Linked DNA regions of Mus musculus: region 1 is linked to region 2. A link is a loop called in an ENCODE intact Hi-C map of the cell type or tissue named here. Cell type or tissue: heart. All regions are shown on one strand. Links, peaks and the distances in the headings refer to the core of each region. The heading gives the core; the rest is flanking DNA.

The links. Peaks named below come from ENCODE experiments on the same cell type or tissue, not always from the same donor. Only the 100,000 strongest peaks of a DNase experiment are listed, where the experiment ranks them.
Region 1: it touches region 2 in a loop (2.0-fold over the local background); 1 of 42 quality-filtered maps calls a loop at or near these places.

The regions. Positions count from the first base shown.
Region 1 is chrX:38,451,114-38,461,472 of GRCm38, reverse strand. It overlaps Lamp2 (lysosomal-associated membrane protein 2), which reads left to right and starts at 5,013. Exons shown (of 9, transcript NM_001017959.2): 1 at 5,013-5,224. The coding sequence starts at 5,170. LOC115489130 (a long non-coding RNA gene) reads left to right here and starts at 5,231. Exons shown (of 2, transcript XR_003953097.1): 1 at 5,231-6,167; 2 at 9,896-10,359. In heart, for the core only: no CTCF peak of the experiment used is centred there; DNase peaks (open chromatin) are centred at 4,992 and 5,482; H3K4me3 peaks cover 1,268 bases; H3K27ac peaks cover 1,245 bases.
Region 2 is chrX:38,596,638-38,606,996 of GRCm38, reverse strand. It overlaps Mcts1 (malignant T cell amplified sequence 1), which reads right to left and starts at 6,526. Exons shown (of 6, transcript NM_026902.4): 1 at 6,219-6,526; 2 at 4,916-5,068; 3 at 4,324-4,421; 4 at 925-1,058. The coding sequence starts at 6,229. In heart, for the core only: no CTCF peak of the experiment used is centred there; DNase peaks (open chromatin) are centred at 5,836 and 6,406; H3K4me3 peaks cover 1,458 bases; H3K27ac peaks cover 1,236 bases.

The sequences.
Region 1 (10,359 bases), core at 3,581-6,080, 140 kb after region 2:
GCTGCAGTAGGGAAATGAACTCAAGACTAGCAGGGTAAAGTGTCCCATGCCTCTAACCCCAGCACTCTAAATAAAGGCTGGTGACTTCTATGAGTTTGAGGCCAGCCTTCTGTATACAGCAAAGTTCCAGACTAGTCAAGGCTACACAGTGAAACCCTATTTCAAAGCAAAAAGAAAATCATTGACACCCCAAACACAGCAACAACCAAAAAGCCCAAGGCCAGCCTAGGCTCTATATCACGATCCTAATTCAACAACGACCAAAAGACATATATAAAGAGAAAGTGGTCAAAGTAGAGGTCAGAAGTTTGTTAGTTACAGCTGGTTAGTCAGTTGGGGGTGGAAAAAAAGAACAAACCCTTCCACTTTCCCTGACATGACACAGATGGAGAAAACAGGAAGTGGGCTGAGATAATTCCTCCAGCTCCCTGCTGACGTTATAGGCTCTCTATCTTTTCCTGTATCCTCTGTTTACTTATTAATTCAAGAACTGTTCAGGACAGTGCTGGTGCACACCTTTAACCCCTATACTCTCCACAAAGGCAGGTGGATTTCTGAGTTTGAGGCCAGCTTGGTTTACAGAGAGAGAGTTCCAGGACAGCCAAGGATACACAGAGAAGCCCTGTCTCAAAAACAAACAAACAAACAAAAAGCAAAACAAACAAACCATCTAACATTTATGAGTACAGATTATGAGAACAGAATGTTGAAAGATACCACCACATTCTCTGCCCTGAAGATGCTTAGAGCTGGAACACATCAGGGCCACTGAAGACACAAGCATTGGAGGGACAGCCAGGACGCTGGGGGAGCACATAGGCTCAATCCCTTTGTCCCCTCACTGGCTTAAGAGGGGCTCCTAAGGGGAAGCTGGAGCCATTCTTCTAGGGGAGGGGTGGGAGAAGAAGCCTGCTAGGCAGACGTTGGGGATTATAGACTAGAGAGTATTTCTAGTTTTGTTTTGTGTTTAGCAGTGCTTTTACAAATGTTCTCCATTCAATGAGTATAGGATAATTGTAAAATATGAAAGGCAACTTGGTTGTAATAATTTGTATGTGGAGAGGATAAGATACACCAGGGGAGAAAGTGACATTGCATGATAATTAAAAAAAAATAAAACCAACCAAATATTCTTCCAGGATTAGTCATTAAATAATTTGTCAATTTTGTTGTTGTTTGCTTTTTGAGGCAAGTCTCACTTGTAACACTAGCTGGCCTGGGACTAGCATACAGACCAGGATGACCTTGAACTAACAGAGATCCCCTGCCTCTATCTACTAAGAGCTGGGACTAAAGGTGTGAGAGATTATGCCCAGGCTCTTTCATTTCCTTTGTAGTGATAGTTTTAGTATGTACTATAGCGGGTCTCAACCTGTGGGTCTCAACCCCTTTGGTAAACTCTATCTCCAAAAATATTTACATTAGAATTCATAACAGTAACAGAATTACAGTTATGAAGTAGCAACAAAAACAATGTTATGGTTGAGTCACCACAGCATGAGGAACTGTATGAAAGGGTTGCAGCATTAAGAAGGTTTAGAGCCACTGATCTACTACATCACCAAAGTCAAGGCCTTGTGGTACAAGCACATGTTCCCAGGCATTTGGGGTGCTGTGGCAGAAACTGTAAATTTCAAGCCTGCAAGAGCTACAAAGGGAATTCAAGGGCAACCGGGGCAACCCTGTAAGACTCAGTTTCAAAGTAAAAATACAAAAGCAAGCCGGGCGGTGGTGACACACGCCTTTAATCCCAGTATTTGGGAGGCCATCCTGGTCTACAGAGTGAGTTCCAGGACAGCCAGGGAAACAGAGAAATCCTGTCTCAAAAAACCAACCTCCCCCCCAACAAAAGCAGAAGGGACTAGGACTATTGCCTAGTGATAAGGTGCTTGCCCAGTAGACACAGTACATCACATCCAACCTCCAACACAAAATAAATGATCCTCCATACGCACACAGGTGTATCTTTAAGCTGTTTATTCTGTTCCGTGGACTGGACCGTCCTTGGAACAATACTGTTATGAAAACGTTTTTAAATGAAAGAAATGAAAGAACATGCTCCTTTTTGATGATCTTTTGATGTGTCAGCAAGGCTAATTAACCAACCTAAAACAAGCCTAGTTACTGTGATGGTATTGTTCAATTGTTCTTGAAGTTCGTTAATCTGTTGACTTTAAGGAACAGGAGTTATGCCAGGTGAACTGTGGTCAGAGTGCGACTAGTTCAAAGGTATTTAGAAAAGAACTGCAGCTCCCTGAAGAAGAAAGACAGTGAGTGGGTGGGCCAAATCCAACTCATTGGCATTTTTGAGAACGGAAGCTCCTGTGAGAATCTGATGGCAGAAGGGGCTCCAGCAGTCTAGTTGAGCGTCGCAATGGTCCGAATCTACTTTGCTTTTGTCTCCCTGGCAAGTACTTACCTGAGACTCTTTTCCAAATGCCCAAACCAGTAAGGCAAAGCAAGTTGTTGGTTAAAATGCCATGTTAAAGAACATGCTGGTGTGGCAGGAATGGTAGGATGTGCTTGGAGTACTAGCTAGTCAGGGCTCTCCGGCAGGGGGATTTCTTGGACCTATCTAACATTTCAAAAAGCCAGTCTGGACAATGGAGTGAGACCAGGTCTCAAATAAATAAGAAAAGAGAGGAAAAAAAAAAAGAAAATGTGGTGTTCTGAGGTACAACTTTCATACTAACCACATGAGTCTGATGAGTGTGGCTTAAAAATGTATTTGTTAAGCCTTTTTCTTATGCTAGCCTTGGATTTCTGATAGTCCTGCTTCAGACTCCTTAGTGCTGGGATTATAATCATGTGCTACCATGCTTGACGAGAAGATTAATTAATTTATTTTAAAAATAAATTGTGGTAAAGCTATAGAAATTCAGTTTACAGAGCTATTTAAACACTGGGGTCCTGGGAGGGAGGTAGAGGCAGCTCAAGACCATCCCCAGTGGCCCTGGCTGTCCTGGAACTCACTCTGTAGACCAGGCTAGCCTCAAACTCACTCTGTAGACCAGGCTAGACTCAAACTCACTCTGTAGACCAGGCTAGCCTCAAACTCAAAAATCCCTCACAGAGATCCTCCTGCATCTGACTCTCTAGTGCTGGGATTAAAGTTGTTTACCACCAGGCCCCGTCAATATTGTCTTTTTTTTTTAAATCATAAATAACATTTGTGATTTATACACACTAATAGACTTCAGTGTGACCTTTTTCATACATTCGTAGGGCACACTTTGATTATATTCACTATATTCACAGGGTCTCTCTTTACATGATTCATTGTCCTAATACCGGGGAAAGGGTTTATCAGTGATCTTCCAGTCAGGCTGGATTGTGCACACACTTAATCCCAGCACTGGAGATGGAGGCCGGGGGATCTCTGTGAGTTCTAGGCCAGCCTGGTCTATATGAGATCCAGGCCGGCCAGGGCCATGTAGGGAGACCCTGTCAAAAACAACAACAACAACAGAATGCAGATTTGTGGTTATGAATATTTGGGTTGGAGTGGGGGACTGGGGTAGAATTAACTAAATCTATAAAGTTCCACAGAAAAATCCTCACCAGTGTCTCATGGAATTTCTGAGAATTCACTAAACTGCCCCCACAAATCTCTTCTTAAGCTTATTTTTAAATAGAGCCACAGATTAAAGATCTCCCAAACTGCATGACTTTGAAGCTATGTTTTAGAGCTTCTCTTTGTCTTTTTATTTGTTTGTTTGTTTTGAAACAGGGTTTCTCTGTGCAAACAGAACCTGGCTGTCCTGAAACTTGCTCTGTAGAACAGGCTGACCTCAAACTCACAGAGATCTGCCTACCTCTGCCTCTGGAGTGCTGGGATTAAAGGCATGCGCCACCACGGCTTTTAGTACTTTTCTAAGTGCAGTTCATGGGCCTCAGCATCAGAATCACCCCAGGTGTTTGTTTAGTAAAGGAATAAGACAGGATGGGAGGAGAAACCCTGCAATCCAAGCTACTAGGCATGCCGAGGCAGAGGAATCATATGTTCAAGTGCCACCTGAACTACAGCTATACTTTAAGTGTAAGGTCAAACTATTAGGCAACTTAGTGAGGATTAAACCTCAAACAAACAGTAAGCTTGTAGGAAAAAGGGCATTTGTTTCAGAGTCTCTAAGGCATCATCAGGTAAAATAAACAAAACAAAAACTACTTCCAAAATCCCTGAGAAGAGTGTGTGTGTGTGTGTGTGTGTGTGTGTGAGTGTGTGTGTTTTGGGAAGCAACATTTGAAGGTCATTGCTTTATTCCAACTCTGGAGTTTTACGTTAATGTTGTTTTCCTCTGTTGTTTTGAGACATGTTTGTTTACTGTTCACTTGGCAAGCGTACAGAATACGGGTTAGTATGAACTCATTAGAGAACATTAACTGTATTTGTATTCCAGATAGAAAAATATCTGGGAGTTTATGTATTTTGTAAAGAGTGTCTCTGGGTAGTAATGGGAGTGATCTTGATTTCCTTCTATTCTTATTTCTCTCTCTTTTTTTCTTCCTCTATTTAAAAATATGCTTCCTCTTTCTGACTTCAATTTCCCCATCAAGGAAAGAGAGTGTTATAACTTTGAACTTCAAGAGCATGGTCTGATCTGGTCGTTAATGACTCCATACCCCCTAGCTTCCCTATCCACCTATAGTATAAACTGTGTAGGTGGTCTCTATACTTGAATAATCGTGTATTATTTTTTACATATATTTTCATATATAAATTTACATACATATATATCTTGAGAGGCCTAGCAGCCGTTTTGTTGCCAGAAAAAATGATGCTGTTTGTTCTCAAGGACCTAGAATAGAAATAACCCACTGTCTACAAGCATCAAAGTTCCTCCTTTCCTGCTAGCCTTAAAAAAATGCCCTCCTCGCACAACTCTTTCTAGTTTAATAATGGCTGTGAACCAAAAAGCCAGGGCGTGGCCACGCCGCCCTCCTGCCCGGACATCACCGCCTCCCTCTCAGTTTCTAAGCATGCTGATTGGCTGAAAGGAATAAAGAACCCCGCCCCTGGTCTTATGACTCCAGCTGAAGCGGCGAGTCCAGGCTTTTGCGGTGCCTGGGTGCCTCGGTCGGTGGTCTCTCGTGCTTTCGCTTCCGCAGGGCTGCGAGGGGATTCGTTGGAATTGTCGGTCCGGTGGTCGCCTGGCCTGAGGGATCACGATGTGCCTCTCTCCGGTTAAAGGCGCAAAGCTCATCCTGATCTTTCTGTTCCTAGGTGAGTTTTCGGGCCCTCTGGTGTCTTTGAGCCGGGCCCGGGGGATCGGGGAGTTTCAAAGGCCACAACCTGAAAGACTGGTCTTTGAGAAGGCTTTGAGAGACCGAACAGCTGACACTGGGCGGCGGCGGCCCGAGGCGGCGGCGGAGGGGGGACGCGGGGGGGCCGGGAGGGGGGGACACACGACCTGGAGGAAGGCCTGGCCGTGGGATGGCCCGCCAGGAGGGCCTCTGAGAGTAACAGCGGGGCAAGTAAGGGGACGAGGGAGGACGACGTCAAGGGATTAGGCAAGAGGAGCGCAGAGTTCTAGACCTCTGGGCTAGAGAGAGCAACTTGGAAAAAGAGTCGGGGAGCAGACACCGGGGAGGCTTGGTTTCCTGGATCAGGGGAGAGTTTTAAAGATGGTGAAAAAAAAGTGTAGAGCGAGAAATGAATTTGGAACGGAAGGCGCTGTACCCTCGTGAAATTATTGGGGAGGGGGAGGGCATAGGGGGGTAGGTAGATAGGACAGTAGGGCCCAAGGGACAGAGACACCGTTTTGGGAGCTTTGTAGGTAGGACTTGAGGCTGGGAGAAGCAGTGATTGAAGAGCTAAGGAATGGCCTTGGAGTTTTGAGAGTGAAGGGATACACACACACGTACATACATATACATATAGTGACTGGGGCTGGAGTAACTTCCGGAAAGAAAAGTTATATCCAACCTCTGGAGACTAAAGGGATGAGTTGATAACTTTGGTGGGGGGTGAGTATCTGACTTAAAGGTGGTGAGGATCTCGGTTTTTTTGTTTCGTTTTGTTTTTTTTTTTTTTTTTGTTATTGTTGTTGGTTTGCTTGATTTTTGTTGCTTTGTTTGTTTTTCTCGAATAACTTTCGCTACTTCCTCCCAGCCAGACACCGGACAGAAATACCCCTAGATGCTAAAGCCGGGGAGCTTCCAAGATGGTAATTGTGTATCTGAGCTTTGTATATTCAATCCATTTTCTTCACAACCGCTTGGATTTTTTTTTTTTTCTGCTTCTTTTTTTTCCTCACTACAGGTCAGCTTAGTCGTGGTTTTAAAGTGGTGGGAAGAGTTGCTGGGTTAATAATGTTGGTTGTTTGTGATCTGTCCCAATAGACTTGAGAGTCCATAACAGCCTAGGCTTGAACTTTGATCCCAGTGTCCTCCTGACCTGATTTACTCTGCTCCTTGTTACCTTGTGCCTTCTGCTGTTTGTGCTTTAATAAAGAGATAGAAGAAAAAGACCCACCAGAATGGGCTGGAGATAGGCCTATTGAGGGGGCTTTGAGAAAGCAAAAGAATTGCATTTGTAATTCACATGTTGGTGGGATAGAATCAACTGGTACAGTGTGTTCTTACACAGTGGGCATTTGGCAATATCTTCTTAGAGGCATTAATTTTTTTCCATAATAGCTTTTGAGGTTTTTTTTTTTTTGAGATTGTATTTCAATTATATTTCCCCCTCCCTTCTCCACCTCTAAATCTTCCCATATACTTCTCCCTTCCCTTATTCAAACCCATGCCTTCTGTTTTTTTGTTATTAGATGCTTATAAGTATTTGTATAGATATATGTAGTCCAGAGGAATTTTTGTGTGTCCCACTGGGCAGCTTCGAGTGGATAGAGGCCAGGGATCCTGCTAACCTGCTTGCAAGGACAGGAACAGCCCCTCTCAAGAAAGAGTTCTCTCTTTCAACATCAGCAGTGCCAAATGTGAGAGCACAGCATCCAGTGGGCTCCTCCCGTGACTCCCAAGACGCTTACTAGGGAGCCTTTGGAATGAAAACCTTCCCCAACCATATTAAGGTCTTTCTTCTTTTCCTCCTAGACTTTTGCTTATACACAGTAGAGTTTTCTAGATGTTGTATACATAATATGTGCTGATATGATTCTATTGTCCTCGCCATTTCTTAATTTATCAACTTTCATTTCTAATACTAGTAAATGCCAGCAGATATAATTCACCTAAGCCGAGACTCTGTGACGTCTTCCATAGACCAGAACGTTCTGACTCTAATATATTTGCAGGCCCTTGATCTAGCTGACCATACTGTGTAAGAAACTCCTCTAACACTTCTGAAGTTGGGTCACGAGGCTTGGCACGCACACCTAATTCTTAGCCTTACCTGTGAGGCACTTACTGGCTGACCCCCAAAGAGAGGCTTGTTTGCAGTGGAAAACACCTTATCAGTGATGAGAGAACATCTGACAAAGGCCTATTAACCAGTAATTCCCTGCCAATTGAATCTGCACAAACATAATGCTGTTATTGTTCAGAGAAAGTGAGAAAAGTACATTACCTATGTGCTGGCTTTTGTGCCATTAATTTTTTTTTAATGAAGTCTTTTCTTTTGCATTTAAAAAAGCAGTACACGCTCATTGCAGAAAGTAAACAGATAAGGCTTAGTGCATAGAAGAACAGCTCAAACCTAGTGGCTTGTAGTTAACTAGATCCATCCTTGTAGATGTTTCCTGAGCTGATTCCATCCACAACTTCAGCAAGGGAGTTACAGGAGCAATAATGTAGGATGCAGGGTTGGGTTTTTTTTTCATATTTTTTGATTTATCTATATTTTATTTATGTATTTTTCTCTGCCTGTATGTCTGTGTATTACATGTGTCCCTGGTACCAGTGGCAGTTTGAGGGGGGCAATCATATCCCCCTGGAACTGGAGTTTGCACAGACACTCGTGAGTTGCCATGTGGGTGCTGGGAATCAACTGGGTTCTCTGGAAGAGTGATGGATGAGCCCCCTCCAGCCCCCACGATCTAGTTTTTAGGTCTGCACAGCTCTTCTTTCAGGCATATCCTGGTTTGCTGTCAGGCTGAGGAAGATTCTGCGGATCTTAAGAATTGTTTTTGGATTTTACGTTTTACTTTTTTTTTGGTTTTTCGAGACAGGGTTTCTCTGTATAGCCCTGGCTGTCCTGGAACGCACTTTGTAGACTAGGTTAGCCTCAGAAATCAGAAATCCGCCTGCCTCTGCCTCCTGAGTGCTGGGATTAAAGGCGTGTGCCATCACGCCCGGCACATGTTTTACATTTTCATGTCAAAATGGACACCCAAGAATAGGATTTTGAAAACTGTAGGCATAACTGTGTCTTGGTACTTAAGTGGGTACCAGTCCTGAATGTGTACTCTGCTTGGTGTACTGGTTCAGCTTGCAAACTTCATAATTCTATTCCATCTCTAGCAGTGGCCTCTTAAAAATAACTATTTAAGTGGAGCAGTGGTTTTGCACGCGTTTAATCCCAGCACTTGGGAGGTAGAGGCAGGCAGATCTGTGAGTTTGAGGCCAGCCTGGTCTACATATTGAGTTCCTGGACAGCCAGGGCTCTTTAGCAGAGAAACCTCATCTTAAAAAAAAAAAAAAAAAAACAAAAATCTACTTTAAGGTTAGGGCTATCTCTCAGTTGTAGAGAGCACTTACACAGAGTGGGTGAAGCCCTAGGTTTAATCTCCAGCCATTTCTGTAAAAAAGGAAGACCAAAAACCTTGCTTTAAAGTAAGTATAGGAGATACTCTTAAACTTTAAATTGTTTTCCACAGACATTTATTTTTTAATTTTTTAAAATTATTTTTCTTTTTTTTTTTTTTTAAGGCAGGGTTTCTCTGTGTAGTCCTGGCTGTCCTAGAACTCACTGTATAGATCAGTCTCTCTGCCTCCTGAGTGCAGGGATTAAAGGGGCGGACCACTACAAAAGGCTCACAAAAAACTTCTGTTGGCTTTCATTTGAATGAATTACAAACAATGAAAGACAACCATTTTTGGGGAAAAGGCCTATGAGTTAGAGACATGAAAAGGGCAACAGATGAAAGTCCTTGCCTAACATCATTGCTTAATTTTGTTTCCATCGTTTCCTCTGTGCTCATCGATTTTTATAACTAGCCTAACCTAACTTCTGTTTTTTTTATTTTTCCTCAGAGTTTTTCAGTGAAATAGCCCTGGCTGTTCTGAAACTCACTCTGCAGATCAAGCTAGCCTCCAGCTCACAGAGATCCACATGTCTCTGCCTCGTTAGTGCTGGGACTAAACATTTACCCCCCACCATGCCCCACTTAACTTCTGGGTTTTCTTTGTGTAACTCTGGCTGTCCTGGAACTCATTCTGTAGACCAGGCTGGCCTTGAACTCAGAAATCTGTATGCCTCTGCCTCCCAAGTGCTGGGATTAAAGCTTGCGCCACCACCGCCCAGCTTGAGTGAGACTTTTTAAAAAAAAGCTTTGTTAACTATCCTGAGTGTAGGTCAGGTTGGGGCCTCTCCCTCCCAGAAATTATTAACTGCCTACTGTAGGCTAACCACAGCCAGATGAAAGGGAGGCAGCAATGGACAGTGGAGGGTCTGCTGTCCTAGAGCCTACATTTTAGAGGGTGAAGATAGCCCTATAGGTAAGTAACATTTCGGATAGTGGGACAAACAAAAGGCTTTCTCGTGTTGAGTGACGTTCGGGCAGAGACCTTGGTGCTGGGAGGAGGCCCACCATACCTGTAAGCCTTTGGGATGGTGTGGGTGAGGAGGCTCTGGGAGGGGATGGGGGGTGGGAAATCATGATCAAGGCTAATAGGAACTTTCAGTCAAAATACAACAAATAAATTACTGAAGCTGAAAAAGGAGTATGTTTTCCAGCTCTTAGATGTAGTAGCCTATTTTCTGTTTTTATGGTCTTAGTCTCTGAGTGGAGGAGGTGACCGGTGTTGGCGGTAGCTAGCAGTAGATCTACTGTGGAGTGGCTGAAGGTCAGTAGGTAAGATGGTGAATTAGACCAAAGGTGATCTCTTTTTGTCTTCCGTGGCTCTTACACGGTGTTTTACAAAAAGCTCGTTTGTGTTTTTGAATGAGCAGTAAGAGTTCAGGTAATTATAAGGCTGGTCTCATGTGATAATTCTAGTCTCTCCTCCTTGGGCTGCTGTTTAGGGGGTTAGGGGAAACACGGTCTCACTGTGTAGCCCTGGAACACTCTACGGCAACCAGGCCAACCTCAAATGTAAGAGCTCACCTACGTCTAGCTCTTCAGTGCAGGGATTTCAGGCATGCACCTTCACATTTGGCACTTGAACTTTGCCTGTACAGGCATGAGGCCCAACGTGGAGAGCTAAGAAGGACTTGGTGAGGAGAATTAATTTTCTCAAACA
Region 2 (10,359 bases), core at 5,324-7,823:
CAAAAAAGGAAGCCAGGCATGGTGGCACATGCCTGTAATTACAGAACTGGGAAGGTAGAGGCAAGGTTAGTTCTAGAGTATCCTTGGCCACCCTGGGTTACATGAGATACTTTCTCAAAACAAAAAAGAAAAACGAAAAAGGATGCTTGTTTCCAAGTTTCTTTCACATCTTTTCATGGCCAAGAAAGAGTATGTCTCCTTTAGTCAAGCGTGGTGATACACACCTATAATCCCAACATTCAGGAGGCAGAGGTAGGAGAATTGCCATTAACATGAGACCAATTTAGGATAAGTGGTGAGTTTTAAACCAGCCTGGACCACATACTGAGTTTGAGGCCATCCAATGCTACATAATAAGACTGATCTCAAAGAAATAAGTAAAATGGCCGGGCATGGTGGCGCACGCCTTTAATCCCAGCACTCAGGAGGCAGAGGCAGGTATATTTCTGAGTTTGAGGCCTGCCTGGTCTACAGAGTGAGTTCCAGGACAGCCAGGGCTACACAGAGAAACCCTGTCTCGAAAAACAAACAAACAAACAAAAAAACCCAACAACAACAAGAAAGAAAGAAAGAAAAGAAAAGAAAAGAAAAGAAAGGAAGAAAGGAAGGAAGAAAGGAAGGAAGAAAGGAAGGAAGGAAATAGAAAAGGAAAAAAACAGTTGGTTTATTTGAGTTTATCTCTCATTTCTCTTTGGCCAAAATTAAAAAGTTCCCTTCAACAGGGTGTGGTAGCACATGACTAATCCTAGCAGTTGGGAGACTGGGACATCAGAGTCACAAGTTCAAGACTAGCCTTGGCTTGTCTCTGAAAAAAATAATAATATAAATTAAAAGCACATGAAATATTCTCTTGGATGATAGATCTTTCAGGGATGACAAGAATACAGTGAACAGTTTTCAGCAGTTAAACCCTGGGAAGGATACAACAATAGTATCTACTGCAGCAGGATAAAGCTTAGCTCCGGGAGAAGTTAAGCCAGGACACATGATATTTGCTCCACTGAGTACAAATTTGATGGCTCCTTTATCAACCTGCTGATGTGGCAAGATAAAAGGATCTACAAGAGAAGAAACAAATTATATAAATTAATATGACTGAAGACTCAAGATAAAGGCAAAGAACATAAACAAGTATTTTCCCAAATTACAGTACTGATGGTTGCAAGATAAAAGCCAAACCACTCTTCTTTACTGATGAAGTTGTTAAATATTTTCAAGAAAAGAGTGTAGCAATAAGCATTCTCATAGACTACAAGGTTTGTAAATGGGTATGGACCTCCTTTAGGACGACTTAGCAGCATACATTGAAGCCTTGAAAAAGAGATCTACTCATTGACCCAGTAACTCTACTTCTATGAGTCTGTCCTAAAGAAAATGGATGGATATGCAGTATATTAGATAGATATTCGTTCCAGCACTAACATGTAAAACATAAACAAACTGAGATAGATCACAATGTCCAACAAATGAGGTAAGATATAAACAACTTAAGGTATGTCAATAAGAGTAATGAAACTATAATAAACCATGCTTTTAGAGAATACTTAGTGCCTGGAAATATTCACAATAAAACATCTGAATGAAAAAAGCAGAAATAAAATACTCTCAAAAAGATCAGTAACCAGGTAAACCAACCGGTATATTTAGAGGAGTAAATTTATTCTGTATGATAGTGAGTGCTAGACACTTGACATTTTGAACTTTTATGACTAATAACATCATAAATAGTATATCACTAACTATAAAATGCATATTAACTTATCAATGCCAAATCTTAATAGAGAAAAAAAACTAAGTAGCAAAGAGCCCAATTTTAAAAGAACAAAAAGCCAGGCAGTGGTGGCGTATGCCTTTAATGCCAGTACAGGGGAGGCAGAGGCAGGGGGATTTCTGAGTTCAAGGCTAGCTTGGTCTACAGAGTGAGTTCCAGGACAGCCAGGGCTATACAGAAAAACCCTGAAACCCTGTCTGGGAGGGGTGCTTAGCAGTATAGTAATATATACCTAGTATGCACAGGGTCCTGAATTCAATCTCCAGGACAAAATAAAACAAAACAGGAAACTTTTGTATATAACATAGGAAATAAAGTGGAAAAGAGTATACCAATGCACTAAATATACTTAGAGTATAGAAATTCGTGTGCTCATTAGTTTCCTATTCCTGTGATCTCCCAGATTTATGTGCATATATTCTTTTTATAGTCTTTAAAAAAAGTATCTCTACGTGTATATCAATAACTTATAAACCAATGATTAAAGAATCTCTAGGGCTGGAGAGATGGCTCAGCGGTTAAGAGCACTGGCTGTTCTTTCAGAGGTTCTGAGTTCAATTGCCAGCAACCACATGGTGGCTCCTAACCATCTGTACTGGGAATCAATGCCCTCTTCTGCTATGTCTGAAGACAGGGACAGTGTGCTCATATACATAAAATAAATAAATCTTTAAAAAAGTAATCTTTAAAAGGCTTTCACAGGATAAATAGAGGTGCTTGCTTGTTTTGTTTTGTTTTTCTGAGATTTATTTAGGTATATATTTTATCAGTGTTTCATCTGCATGTATGCGCACAGAGGAGGGACTTGGATCCCATGGAACTACAGTCAGACAGTTGTGAGCAACCATATAGATGCTGGAAATTGAAGTCTGGAAGAGCAGCCAGTGCTCTTAACTGATAAGCCATCCATCCAGCCCCTAGAGAAGGAGTTTTTAAGCTTTTCAAGGTTCCTAAAAGTAGCCAGGTGTGGTAAAACAACTTTATAATCCCAATACCTGGGAGGTAGGAGCAGGATTATTAGAAATAGAAAACCAGCCTTGGCTACCTAGTGTCTGTCTCAAGGAACAATAACAAACAAACAAAACCTCAAACAACAAAACAAAAAATTATCCCCATTGCATCAGGATATATATATATATATATATATATATATATATATATATATATATATAGCATTCTTCCTGCATGTAGGCCTGAAGGCCAGAAGAAGGCACCAGATCTCATTATTAGACTATTGTGAGCCACCATGTGGTTACTGGGAATTGAACTTGGAACCTCTGGAAGACCAGCCTGTGCTTTTAACCTCTGAGCCATCTCTCCAGCCCCCAGGATTTAATTTCTATCAGGTCTTAATCTGAAAAAAAAATCAATGCTTAACTGAATAATTAATACTTAGTTTTATAAATATTAAAATATCTCACCTGCTTAAAAAACTGCCTAACAGTTTTGCTACTCCTGACCTCTGTAACACTAGGCAATTAAAAATTTAATCCCAGCACTCAGGAGGCAGAGGCAGGTGGATTTCTGAGTTCGAGACCAGTCTGGTTTACAAAGTGAGTTCCAGGACAGCCAGGGCTACACAGAGAACCCTGTCTCAAAAAACCAAAAAAAAAAAAAAAAAAAAAAAAAAAAAAGTTTATCTCCTTGTGGTGTGGTTGAATGACTTTGGTTTTTACAAGGAGATAAATTCATTTAATCACCACCAATACTCATCATCAATAGAGCCTATAAGTCACTACCCTTCCTTCTGCCTCTTGGCAACAATACCAAACTGAATAGGAAATATTTGCTTCCATTTGAATAGTTCTTGTTCATTGGAATTATATCTTCAACTTTTTGTAATATATTCAAACTAACAATCTGTAAATGTATATATGAAATAAACATTATTTAATGTCAAGACATCTATCCATGTATTTAATTAGTAATAAATAGGATTTCCATTTTTACCCAATGCACAGATAATTACAGAACTCTAGTAACAAACTTAAATGAAAATGTTTAAAGCCCTTTTTTAGTTTATGTATATGTTTATAATTACACAGTGGTCTATTCTTCCAACTACAATAAGGACAGGAAACTATGTCGTCTGTCTTTGCTTATAATTGTATTTCTTAATAAGTAGCCCAGTGCCTACCACATATGAAGTTCACTAAAAGCCGGGCAGTGGTGGCGCACGCCTTTAATCCCAGCGCTTGGGAGGCAGAGGCAGGCGGATTTCTGAGTTCAAGACCAGCCTGGTCTACAGAGTGAATTCCAGGACAGCCAGGGGGAACACAGAGAAACCCTGTCTCGAAAAACAAAACAAAACAAAAAAAACAAAGAAAGTTCACTAAATAATTAATGAATTAATATTTCTGGGGTCTTTGTTTGGGAGAAATGCATCACCCTATAGCCCAGCCTGGCCTCAAAATTGTATCAATTTCTTGTCTCAGCTTCCTAAGCTCTGTGATTCCATCTGTGAGCCACCACTCCATGCTTTTATGGAATGGATGAACTAATGAATGCTTCATTGGAGGGAAGGGACTTTTTCTAATGTATAAGAGACTTACATTTATGAAGTAATCTTAAAGTTGGATAAAAAGGCCCTTCTCTTTGTCTAAAAAACAGTAATTCTCCATTTACTGTAAGGATTTCTATGTGTTCATGGCTGTAAGACAAATGTCACAGAGAACAAAGTTAGATACTTTCGTTCAAAAATGGATGTAAGTCAAACATCCTATAAAAATTATAACATGAAATATGCACATACAAAGATACATTAAGCTTATTTTCCAGTAAATATTCTGACCAAAAAATACCTGTCCGATATAGAAAAAAAGAGAGGAAATATGACATGCTACAGCCAATTTCATTCTACATTTTATTATTGTAATTCCACTGTCAAGTATAAAATAAATCTCAAGAGCAAACTGAAATAAATCGACTTATAAATAAAAACAAGTCTTTGATAAAACATTACACAAAGTAGCATTTTCATATACATAGATAAGATTTGAAAATAGAAATACAACTAACTTTTAGAGTTAACTCTGTCTATTCTCATCATTGCTCTATCGATAATAATTCCATTTAGAATGAAAACAACCTAACCTTTGATATTCAGCTACTCTAATCTTTACATGGAAAAAAACAAGGACTTACCATCGGACAATTTTCACAGGGTCTTTCTTAGGCATGATTTGATTAAGCCATGGTTCAATACCTGGAAATTGCTCTAGCAATTGATTTTTAATACCCTTAATAACCGAGGTTTTCAACTGGATGCAGTTGGACACATTTTCTTTTTCATCAAATCTGGCAAATGATTTTTTTTTGAAGAGAAAAAAAAAGGGCATTGCTAAGCAGAAGAATCAGAAATCTAAAAGTAAGGTTCTAATTAATCATCTATTCCCAAGCAAGTACTCATGCTTAAAATAATTATGAAATAAATTGTTTTTAAAATACAAATTTCCATTTGTCTTATACAATACAAAACCAACGTGTTAAAGACAGTATTAGAATAAACTCTCATACATACTGCAATTATTGGGGGCAAAGAAATTGTTATGCTAGAATCTGTTGTCAGCTAACAAAAATGCCTTTTACTGAAAATTTCTGCTCAAAGGAAAAAAAGACTCCCATCTATTTAATAAAAATCTATTTTTTAATCTAAAAGAAACCTCACACATTAAAATACAAAAGACTAACCGAAGCATAACAAAAGAATGAGAGCCCCAGCAGGCTATGTAGTCTGTTGTTTTTTGTTTTTTTTTTTTTTAAAGAAATAGTGAGATAATTTTAAAATCCCTGTCCAGATTTGCTCAAATTTTCATGCACAAAACCCACCTTCCTTTGCCCATGTTCCCCTTTTTTCCTTTTGCGTCTATCAGATCTGGAAGATAAACCCACTGGATAGGTTTCCAAGGAAATTGGTCTTCCTTACACAGACTAGCACATAGGGCTACCACGTTGTTCTCAAGACAAGGTTAATCTAGCAGCTTAGCAATAGGCTTGACAGGCCAGCCGCTTGCTTCCTGTCACCCAGACTCCCTCACTGCCATGACCCAGGAAGTCAAGCCTTCCTTTTTTCAGTTCATAACTAATAAACATATAGCAGAGTGCAGGGCTCTCCTCTCAGCTGAGGATGTGCCCCTAAATCACAGTGCAAGGATGTGATTGGTAGAATACTAGGAATGGAGATAGCACTGCTGGAAAGGCAGAACAGGGCTAAGGAAAAAGGAAATGGGAGCGGGAGAGCCAAGCCCCGACTGAAGATTAAGGATGGAAAGCTTAAAGAAGTGGTCCAAGTCCGAAGTGAGCATAGTACTATACTTTACAAAACCTTAGGAAGTCAGGATGGCAGGGGCGGGGGAGAGAGAAAGAGGACCTTTGCTCTCTCCCTCTTCCCCACCCCCACCCCCACCGCCTTTCTAAGCAGCCAATGGAGGCCACAGCGTGTCCTTACTTCTTGAACATGATCCAAGGTGAAAGGGGCGACGATAGGGAAGGGCCCGGAATGGGAAGGAAATTGAATTAGGAAGGGTCCAGCACGAGGAAGGCCTGCACTGACAGTCGGAGCTGCTGTCGTTAATCCGGAAGGCGAAAACACTATCCGCTTTACGGCCCTTAGCGAAATCTGACTACTTCCGCTCCTCTCGACTCCACGTTGACGCTTTTGTCGGCTCCTTTTCAGTAACAGCTTAGTCTCCATTGGGGGTAGCCGAAAGGGCGGGACTTCAGAAGGAAGAAGTGATCAAGCAATTCTTTCTGGTTGCTGGAAGAATAGAGTGGGGGAGGGAATCAATCAAAGCAGAAATTGTGGCAGTCAGTTACGGGTTCCTCAAAGGGTCAAGATTCTTAGGTCTTTGTTGCCACCTACCACTATGCTAAATAGTTTGTAAGGATAATAGGTTTTGCTTCCTATCTGAAGCAACAGAGTGAATTGATGCCTATCAAGCTGCTTGAGCCTAGGCGAGCCTCATAGCTTCATGTTAAATTAATGTCAAAGTTGTCAGGTTCAGCAAATAAAATTACAAGATACCTAGTCAAATTTGAATTTCAAATAAGGTGAACACCTTTTGGTGCAAGTATACTTCATCTACGTTTTGACCTTGCTTATGCTAAGAACTACTTGTTTTTCTGAATTTAATTGAACAACCTTTTTTTTAATCTGGTAGCTATAATCATTGGACAGTGAAGTGCTGTCATAGAATTATCAAATAAGTCATCAGGTTGCTGTCCCCTGCTTCACTCTGATAGTTAAAAACTGAACTATAAATCAGGAATGTAACAGGACATCTTGGCACAAGCTTTTAATACCAACCAGTACAGGGATGGGAGTTGGGGTGGGGGTGGGGGCAGGACAGGCTGATGATCTCTGAGTTCAAAGCCAGCCTGGTCTACAGAACTAGTTCCGGAACAACTAGAACTACACAGAGAGCCTGTCTTGAAAAAGAAGCAAAACAAATAAAATTGATTTCTTGAACACAAACAAAAATGTAATTTCCTCCCAGGCATGATAACTCATGCCCTAATCACAAACCTTGAAGGGTTGGAGAAGACTTGAGACCCTATCTCTAAAAGAAAACAAATGAAAAAAGGAAAATAAGGTAATTCCCTTAAAGAATAAAAAGACTGCTGCTCCAGTAATAGTAGTCACAAGTGAAATGAAAAGATAAAGAAATACATTTTGGTTGTATGGTAGGGGGTTGTTGTTTGTTTTGTTTTGTTTGTTTTTCTCTGAGACAGAGTTTCACTATATATGCTAGCTGACCTGGAACTCCTTATGGTGATCAGACTGGCCTCAAATTCAGACGCCTGCCTGCTTCTGCCTCACTCGTACTGGGATTAAAAGCATGTGCCACCACATTAAGCTTTGAATACTTTCTAAAACATTTTTCTTAAAGATTTATTTATGTATTTTATGTATATGAGTTCACTCTAGCTGTACAGATGGTTGTGAGCCATCATGTGGTTGCTGAGAATTGAACTCAAACCTCTGCTCACCCAGGCCCTGCTCACTCCGGCCCAAAGATTTATTTATTATTATGTGTAAGTACACTGTCGCTGTCTTCAGACACACCAGAAGAGGACATCGATTCCATTACAGATGGTTGTGAGCCACCATGTGGTTGCTGGGATTTGAACTCAGGACCTTCAGAAGAGCAGTCAGTGCTCTTAACCACTGAGACATCTCTCCAGCCCTAAATTTTTTTTTAAGAAAACAAAATTATGCTTCTTGAGGGTTTTCAATCAGAAAGGTAAAAAACGAAATCATGATGGCAAAGGGATTAAAGACTACTCAATATGTGAGACACAGAAATACTAGATCTATAAGACAAATACCACAGTCTCTCTAGGGGCAAATATTCTAGTCCTCAATGGGGATATGAACCTTTAAAATATTCCAGACAAACCTACTATGCATTTATATTGTTCAACTGTTTGTGAATAATTAGTGGTTACCATGCCTACCTTGTCTTGATTCTATGGTATCAACAATCTTCATTTAATAATTTAATATTTTCCAATCAAATCTGCATGACCGATTATGTTTGTCTTTATAAATTAACAATTTGGTATTCCTGTTTACCCATCAGTCTTTTGTGAACATCTTTAGCATGTATCTGTATTACTAATATCAATCAACACTGAAGCATTTGGAATATTGCATTTATAAACATGCAAAACTGAAGCTGGGTCGGCCATGGTAGCCCCTAGGTATAATCCTAGCAGGAGCAAAGCATGGAAGTCGAGGCAGGAAGGAGGAGAGGTCAGCGGCACCTTGGCTACAAAATGGAACTGTCTCAGGAAAAAGAAAGTCCACAACTTCTTGCCAAGTAGTACTCCTCTCCTAGCAATTCTCATGCTGCTCTAAGAGCCTGCATTTCATAACAAGTACATTATAAACAACCATTACTAAGGAGGTTAGTGTTAGTGAAAATAGATAATTCGCTACAAGTTACACAGATGCTCTCTGATTTAAGATGGGATTACCAAGCCATAAACCCATTCTATAAACTGAAAATATCATTAAATTGAAAGCATGTTGGGGCTGGAGACATGGCTCCGCAGTTAAGAGCACCCGCTGCCCTTCCAGAGGTCCTGAGTTCAATTCCCAGCAACCACATGGTCGCTCACAACCATCTGTAATGGGATCTGATGCCCTCTTCTGGGGTGTCTGATGACAGCTACAGTGCATTCACATAAAAATAAACAAATATGGTCTACAGAGTGAGTTCCAGGACAGCCAGGGCTCTACAGAGAAACCCTGTCTCAAAAATAAATAAATAAATAAATAAGCCAAATAAATCTTTTTAAAAAAAGAAAAGAAAGAAAGCATCTTTAAATACATCTACCCTAAAAAGCAGCATAACTTAGCAATGTGGAACATTATTGAGAGAGAACTGGTTGTTTCCCTTCATCATCACTGACTGATGGAAAGACACGGGCTTTACTGTCATTCCCCAGCCTAGCAAAACAATATACCACATGTCACCAAACCAGGAGAAGATAAAAATTCGTTTCTACTGAATGCATATTATTTTTGCATCCACCATCAAACCATCAGGGTAATCTGTATCTGGCAACATTGTATGTAATTAGTATGTTCTACAAGCAAATCAAAGTTAATTTCTTGGACAAAAAAATAGTAACAAATTAGCCAGATGTGGTAACACATACCTTTAATTCTAGCACTTGGGAGAGAGGCAGGCAGATACCTGAGTTTGAGGCCAGCCTTGTCTACAAAGCAAGTTCCAAGGCAGCCAGGGCTACACAAAGAAGCTCCGTCTTGAAAAAAAAAATAATTTCTTAAACTTTTTGTTTGAAAATCTACACTGGATCTGGAGAGATGTTTCCCCAGTTAAGATGACTGGCTGCTTTTCCAAAAGGACCTGGGTTTCATTCACAGAACCCACATAGCAGCTCACAATCATCTTTTTTTTTCTCAGTTCATATAATTTATTGCAGTTAGCACACAGTTTAAAAATTCACCAACACGTCAGTAGTACAAAACTAAACAACATTATAAGTTATTTCCCCCTCAGGAAATAAAACATACTATGATTGTCAAAGCTAGATGTCAGTCGAAGATTTAGAACAAAGGAAGAATGTGAAACTAAGTAAAAGAAAAAGCAATCACAATGACCGTTAAAAAAAAAAAAAATCCAGGGGCTGATGAGATGGCTCTGTGGGTAAGAGCACCTGACTGCTCTTTTGAAGGTCCGAAGTTCAAATCCCAGCAACCACATGGTGGTTTACAACCACCCATAGTGAGATCTGACTGTCTCTTCTGGAGTGTCTGAAGACAGCTACAATGTACTTACATATAATAAATAAATAAATAAATAAATAAATAAATCTTTTTTAAAAATCCAAAAAAGTCCGTTCTTCCACAGACATTGTCTCCTCTAAATTAATAAAGATTATTTTAACATAAACTGTATTTGTAAAAAAAAAAAAAAAAAACCTAGAAACTCTTCAAGTAACTAAAGATAATGCTCCAAGGCCATTTTCACAGCTTTGTTTGTTTGCTTGTTTGCTTGCTTTAAATGCCATTACAGCCAAATTAACATACATTTGACCAAATATTTCCAAAACAGTCC